Regions from separate parts of the Mus musculus genome. Here region 2 is linked to region 1. Evidence: chromatin contacts called from ENCODE Hi-C or POLR2A ChIA-PET data. All regions are on one chromosome and are shown on one strand. The core of a region is the stretch at or near the end of the contact, and the rest is flanking DNA. Distances in the headings are between cores, read along the strand shown.

Evidence for each region. A loop is a pair of places that touch in the nucleus more often than their neighbours do. ChIA-PET counts read pairs that join two places held with the same protein, here RNA polymerase II (POLR2A).
Region 2: a map of heart shows a loop between it and region 1 (2.0-fold over the local background). The contact joins the enhancer-like site here to the promoter of Irx3os in region 1. A Hi-C loop is called at or near these places in 4 of 37 maps with a recorded cell type or tissue (all heart). POLR2A ChIA-PET finds 5 or more read pairs at or near these places in 1 of 5 experiments (embryonic stem cell).

Annotation. Positions count from the first base shown.
Region 1 is chr8:91,801,621-91,804,957 of GRCm38, reverse strand. Irx3os (a long non-coding RNA gene) reads right to left here and starts at 1,622. Exons shown (of 4, transcript XR_003947581.1): 1 at 1,238-1,622; 2 at 115-1,145. Irx3 (Iroquois related homeobox 3) reads left to right here and starts at 3,304. Exons shown (of 4, transcript NM_008393.3): 1 at 3,304-3,337.
Region 2 is chr8:91,852,967-91,856,303 of GRCm38, reverse strand. All of the region lies in intron 3 of Irx3os (a long non-coding RNA gene), which reads right to left. Among named protein-coding and RNA genes, the nearest start is that of Gm39223, 39 kb to the right of the region's middle. Within about 2 kb of position 1,748, at least 1 of the 3 ENCODE cell types and tissues checked has a DNase peak (open chromatin) inside an H3K27ac peak, as active enhancers do; it is heart, where a contact is called at or near this core.

The sequences.
Region 1 (3,337 bases), core at 373-2,872:
CAGATCGGCCCGGTTTCTGTAAGATTGTAATTACAAGCTTCGTTGGTTAGCTACTTATCAGAACTTTGCAGGAAAACAAAACAAATGACTGAGGAAAACGAGCGTTTCATTAACCTGTAACCCCAGCTGGGGGGGGGGGGAGCGTACGCAGCAGCCTCTGCAAGAAGCTGAAGGATAGCCAGCCCGCACCGCCTCTGGGGGACTCTGAGCCTTGGGAGGAAAGGAGTGAACTCTGTCCGAGCTGGGAGACACAGCTGCAGAAGCTCCCAACGACGGGGGGCACGGGCACATCGGGGAGCTGGACCAGGGGAGGGAAGAGATGGGGGCTGGTGGTTCGGAGTGTCCGACCCCGAAGCTGGTGGGCCTCTGGCTACACATAGGGCACCCCTTGTAGTTGTCCTCCAGCGCGCACAGCTTCGTGCGCCACGTGTCCTCGGCGTACACCTTTTCTGTATGCTCCTGGCGCCCTGATCCCAGACCACAGAGCGTCCGCGGCGAGCGCTTTGTGCACTGTGCCTGTTGGGAGAAAGAGGGGGTGAGGGAGAAGCTCCTGCTGGTCTCCTGCTGTTGCGCTCAGGTCTTTCCCCAATCAACTCCCGATGCACCTGCTTCTCCTCACTCTCTGTGCGAATCTGTCTGTCTGACCTAATCTCCTGGATTAAAAATCCCATGAAAAGCTTCAGCTCTCCGCGGACTCGCGAGTTTAGTCTAAGAGCTGAGTTCCACTGGCCTGGTCTTGTTGAGGAATCAGAGCCATGCAGTGACTCCAGTCGCTTGGGATACTGGGTCCCGGCGTGGGTTGCTGATTTCAGGGCCAGACCAAAGCTCTTCCCAGTTGGTCACGGGGTAACTGGTAGCTGTTTCTACTCCAGGCCTGGGATGCCTGGAGGAATCTAATTAAGCGAGGTTCTTAGGTTCATGCCTGGGTCTAGAGGTTCACCCTCTGGGCCAGGGGCGGCCCCGTGGCCGGCGTGAGTCCTTCCTGAGAACAGCCTGGCTCTTCCGGTGTTCTTTCTCTCAGCCCATCATCGCAATCGGACACAACCAGGTCGATAGCTGGTTAATGCAGTAAGGAAGGAAGGAGCATCTCAGAGGCTCTTGTGTGGTGTTGTTGTGTGGTGTTGCGTTTTGTTTTTCTTTCCCTTCTGAAAAACAAAACAAAACAAACAAACAAACAAAAAGGAATGAAATACTCGTGGTTTTGCCCAGACATGTACAGCGAAACCCCTTCGCCCACCTTGCAATCTGGCTCTGTCGCCCATTGGTCTGGTCCAGTTCTGTGTAGGTAGGTCGTCCCGGCTGTCTTAAAAGACTCACCATCCTATACACAGGAAAGATCCTGGAAAATAATGTCACCTCTATTCTACAACCCTAAGACCTTTGCTTGAGCAGGTGAGCCCTGGCTTCCTGTGACAGGTTTAACCAGAAACGGAATCAGGCTGCGGGGAAGCCATTCGAAGGCCTGAGCTGATCCTACTATGCCTCCTCTGTCCAGGCTCACCTTAAAGCCAACCTCCAGCACCAGGCAAGGAGACCAGGAGACCACAGAGAAGCTGCACAGATTCAATTTAGGAAGACCCCACATGCTGACATCGAACCCTAGACTTGGTAGCTCCCCAAACTTCTGTTTGTGTTTCTCCCACTAATTTTCTGAGTTAGTACCTCCTGGAGCCTAAGGTCAGTGGAATGCAGCCAGAGGTGGGACATGGGGGTCAAAACTGGAGGCCAGGGCCAGGGAGAAAGAAATCCATTCCCTAACTGTATTCACACTAGAGCCCGGCCAGCCCGGGACCCTTAGATTCCTCCAAGCTGGCGAGTTCCGGTTTGATTCTTAGTTCAGTCGGAGGCCCTTGGGGTGGTTTTTCTGCCTCTAAGCTAGGGCTCTTCACTCTACTGAAGAATCGCAGCCGGGGAGTTGTTCAGTCCGCAGGCCCACAGCAGGCCTGGCCCGCGCGTGGGTCGCCGCTACAGCCTTATCTGGGAGCTCCAGCTATCCCGGGAATTTCAGTATGACTTTCCACTGCACACACTAATCCGTGACGGTGGGCACTTGGACACTCACATTTCAAGTTAGATTTAGGAAATATCCTACCATAAAACCAAAGTCTTGCTCCCCGCCCCCACAATGCACACTCTCTACGGCTCTGGGGGAATTCTCGCCAAAAGAAAAACGCTGGGTCTGGGGACCAGAGAGCGGAAAGGGGAGGGGGATAGTGAAATGAATGGTCGCAATTAAAAAAAAAAAAATCACACCAACATAGAAACTTCTCGGAAGAGCTTTCGGAAAGTTCCCAGAGCCTAGGCTCTAAGTTTCTCTGCTCCTCCCCCACTCCATAGCCAGGAGCTCCACCAACTCCTTGCTTGTTCCACCAGACCACCTAGGCGCCAAACTCACTATTTCTTGTGAGGATTCTCAACAAGGTACCCTGGAGGTGTAAATGTAGCAAACTGCGGGGTTCCCCCGCCCTCCCCCCACCCAGCACAGAATAGGTCTTTTAAAGCTCGGAGAGGCAGCACTCCCAACTCCCAGGCAGCACGTTCACTCTTTTAGCTGCAGGCTTAGGCTTTGGAGAACGACCTAGGGACCAGAGCTGAAAAGTGCAAAGGGAGCCACGGGGGGGGGGGGGGGAGGGCGGGAAGCCCCGGAAGCCTGCCTTGGTCCAGGGTCCTGTCCCAACCCGGAACTACAGCTTCGAAGGGGGCTGAGAATTGAGGAGTTGGAAGACCTGAGGGGCTAGGTGACCCTGTACTAAGCCGCCACTCGTGGTCTCGGCTCTCCCCTCCGAGTGCGGGCAGGAGGGGGCGGGAAGAGACTGAGTCCAGTCCCGCCCCGCCCCGCCCGGCGCTCTGTACTCGCGGGGGAGGGCCGCCTCGCCCAGAAGGCTCCCGGGTGATTGGCGACTCCAGGAGGAGACGCAGGGAAAAGTCGAATAAGAGGGCGCGACGTCAGACTCGAGATTTGGGGAAGGGTGAAGGAGGGGGTGGAAGGGCGGGGACGGACACACAGACACTGACGCGGACACACACCCCCCGCACAGCGTTCTAAGTGTCTTCAACTTTAAGCCGCCTTAGCTCAGGGTGCGGAGACCGGGGAAGAGGGGAAGAGAGAACGAGAGAGTAAAGAGATTTAAAAGAGAGGAGTCAGACTAGGAAAAGTGAAGAGAGCAGAAAGGTGAGCAAAAGCAACCGTGAGAAACAGAAAGAGCAAAAAGAACCGCAGTTTCCCAGCGTCCAGGACTGCGAAGGAGCCTCGGGAGCGGAAGCGGCCAGGGGTGGGGTGAGGGGGGACGCAGCGAGGGGAGGGGAGAGGACAGGACAGGAGGAGAGTGTAAACTAG
Region 2 (3,337 bases), core at 499-2,998, 51 kb before region 1:
GTGGGAGGTGGAATTGTCTCATTCTCTTAGCCGGCAAGGCTCTGTGATCCACCATTCAAGTATGTGATTGGATTTCGGCTCAACAAAACCTTAAATTACACACCTATTGTGCCCGAGTTAAGCCCGGCTTCACAGTGGTAGAGGAGGCCTCCGCAGCTCCCCTGGCTGCGTTCGATCCATGGTGGGTTCTCATCGCCTGCTGATGAATGAGTAATGGGATTAGAGCTTCGTCTCGGGCCACACTGTAATCTTCAGGTTGGGAACAAAGGCTGCGGTGATGGATAGGAGCTGCGCGGTCCAGACAGGCCTGCTCCTGCAGTGTGCCATTGACGTAAGGGACAGGTTCAAAGGCCTCTGAGAGGATGGTGCCAAGCCTTGGGAAGAGGCCTGGTCATGTTAGCTAATGGTCTACCAATCTAACAGAACACATCGCTCACACAGAAGGCCATAACTCAGCAGGTGGCCCTTGAGGTGACAGAGGGGATGCCACTTGTGTTGTTGTTTTTTCTACCCAGTATCTACTCCCCACTTCTGACAACTGGACCCATCCTGTTCCAGGCAAACTCCACCCCGTTCTTACTTTGAAAGGAGACACAGAGAGACTGGCTTGGCCTCCAGCTTGGGGAGCAGTCATGTGACAAGACAAGCTGTTTAGAGCTCCTGGCATTTACTACTGCTGGGGCTTACTTTCAGGACACCACACCACATCAGTATGAGCTACAAGGAGAGCAAGGTCAAGCAGATAGTGAGATGAGAGGCAGGAGGATGCCCATGTTGTCTGCCAGAAGCAAGGTTCACCCTTGGCTTAGTGATTCAGCTTTAATCACTAAAACCCAGCGCACTCCCTTCTTGGCACAAGAAGGCTTGGGACAGGTTTTCTGTCTATTGAGTTCCGTAACATTTTGAAAATGAAGACTCAAAGCTCACAAAGGTTCTGCCACGAGCCCAGAACAAGACAGACCAGGCTTTTCATTCCAAGTCCACTGCCTTTTCTGTCCTTTGTCCCTTCCTGCCCACCAGCTGTGAACCTGTACCACGGGAACTCCAAAACTGACCCAACTTGGACAGCTCAGCCGCCCAAGAGAGCCAAGGTGTGCTTTCAGACTAGGAAGGCCCAGATAGGTTTTCTCTTCCTGACAGAAGCTCCATCTATCCAGCTGTAGAAGAGGTTTAGAACAGCAGGTGGAAGCGTTGGGAGATGGACGGATCTTGGTTAAATTCCCTCTTGAGCAGTCATCATCTTCTAGCTGTGTGGCTTGGAGCTAGTACCTTAACCTTTCTGAGCAGAAATAGAAGCAGCTCCCTGGGGCAGTGATGAGGACTAATCAGAAAGTTCATCAGGGTCAGCTGCAAATAATCCCACTTATTGAGAAGCAAAGGATCTTGGGTATATTTTTCTCAAGCAACAGCGTGTCAGGTCTAGGCTTTCCAGGTTTATCTCAGTGGCCCGACATAGCTGTGCACTTCTGCTTGCTGTTGTAGGGTGGTTCTGCAATTGCAGTAACTGCTGCTTAAAGCAGTTGTATTCCCAGACCTATCCTGGTAAAATAAAAGGGGGGGAGGGAGCAGGGAGTATATCTCTCATTACATCTCATTGGCCAGAACTAGATCAAGTGGTCATTCCTAGCCAAAAAGGTGTCTGGGAAGGCCAACCAAAAGTATTTTGGGCTCTGTACCTCTAGTATCAGAACTCCAGCGGTTGCCATGGGCAGAAGCCAACATGCCTGAAATACTCAGAGCTGGAAGCTGCATTGTCCTTACTAGATGGCATGTTCTGCCAGCTGTCCAGAACGTTCCTCGTCTCAGGATAAAACATCACCAGAGGCCTCATACTTCTAGCCTGGCATCTCCCCTGCCCCTGCACAGAAAGTGCAGTTGTCCCCCCTACCCCCCAGCCCCTACTCCCGAAGGCTCACAGGCAGTGGCTGCCCCTTCGATTAAAAAGAGCAACTGTCATGGTGATATGTGCAGAGAGGAGAGAATAAGCAGGAGAGACTCTGAGATCGAAGGTCAAGGGTAACAGGTGAGCAGCATGGGGTGCAGCTGGAGGCTCTGCAGGTCAGCCATCGTGGGGTTGCTTCCCTCACCAGTTAGCCTGAAGTCTCCATGCTAAGGGTGGCCCTCCCACTCTCCCCTCTGCTTCTATGCACAAAGGAAAGAATCCTCAGATCTTTCCAGACCCACAAAGAAACGAAAGACCCGGCCCCAAGGGAACCATCATTCTCCTGGAAGGCACACAGCAGTAGCCTGTCTCCAAATCCATCCTTGCTGCCCCAGTCCTCAGTGACTGACACCTCCATTCACTGATTCCATCAATCACCCATTCAACACTCAGTTATCAATGTGTACAGTGTCAGCTTAACACTGGGTACTGGGGCTTCAGGCCAGCAGTTCCTTACCCCAGGATCCTGAAAAGCTCCTCTAAACAATACTTATTGGATCTACAACCATGCTTCCCAAGGACAGGACCTAGAACATTCCACAGCCCAGCTGCTACACACACACACACACACACACACACACACACACACACACACACACACACACACAGCGACTCCCTGAGGATTGCTTCTGTGTATCTCGGGCACTCTACTTCACTCTGGCTAGATTGGCGACAATCAAAGATAAGTCATGACAAATGTTAGAGAGGACACAGAGAAATGGCTCCCTCGCACACTGCCAGGGAGAGTGCAAAATGGCACAGCTGCTCTGTAACCGTCCAGAAGTCACTCTAACTTTCAATAGGGTGGACACAGGTCCCAGCAATTCCTCTTCTGGAGACAAGCCAAAAGAGAGCTGAAACTATGTCCCAGGAAAATGGACACACAAACACTAACAGCAACAATGTTCATAAGCCAAAAAAGTGGAAACAATCCAGCTGTCTAGCTCTTGGTGCCTGAAGACACAGGTGTGTTTCCTCCACAAGATCTTAGTCACCCATGGAGACCAAGGAAACTCTGGTGCATGCTGTAGACAGGCCAGCTAAAAATGTCATCCATGCAGAAAAAGCCAGTCACCAAAGTAGAATGGGCCTACTTGCTTGTCCAGAAAGGTTCAGCTAGAGAGCCAGAGTAGAATGGGGGTCAGTGACAGAGGGACTGAGAGACTGCAGGGAACGGGCTACTGATAGACATGGGGTTTCATTCTGGGGTTGAAACCAGTTGAAAATTCTTTGGGGGGGGGTTGATGGGATTAGGCAGTGATGATGGCTGTGCTATATTGTAGATTCGCTCAATGCCACTTACTCTTCAAAGGGATATGTTTGTAGGACATGAGACAGCTCAGTGGAGAAAGGTATTGTCACCAAACCTGGCCTGAGTTATATCTCCAGGAACTA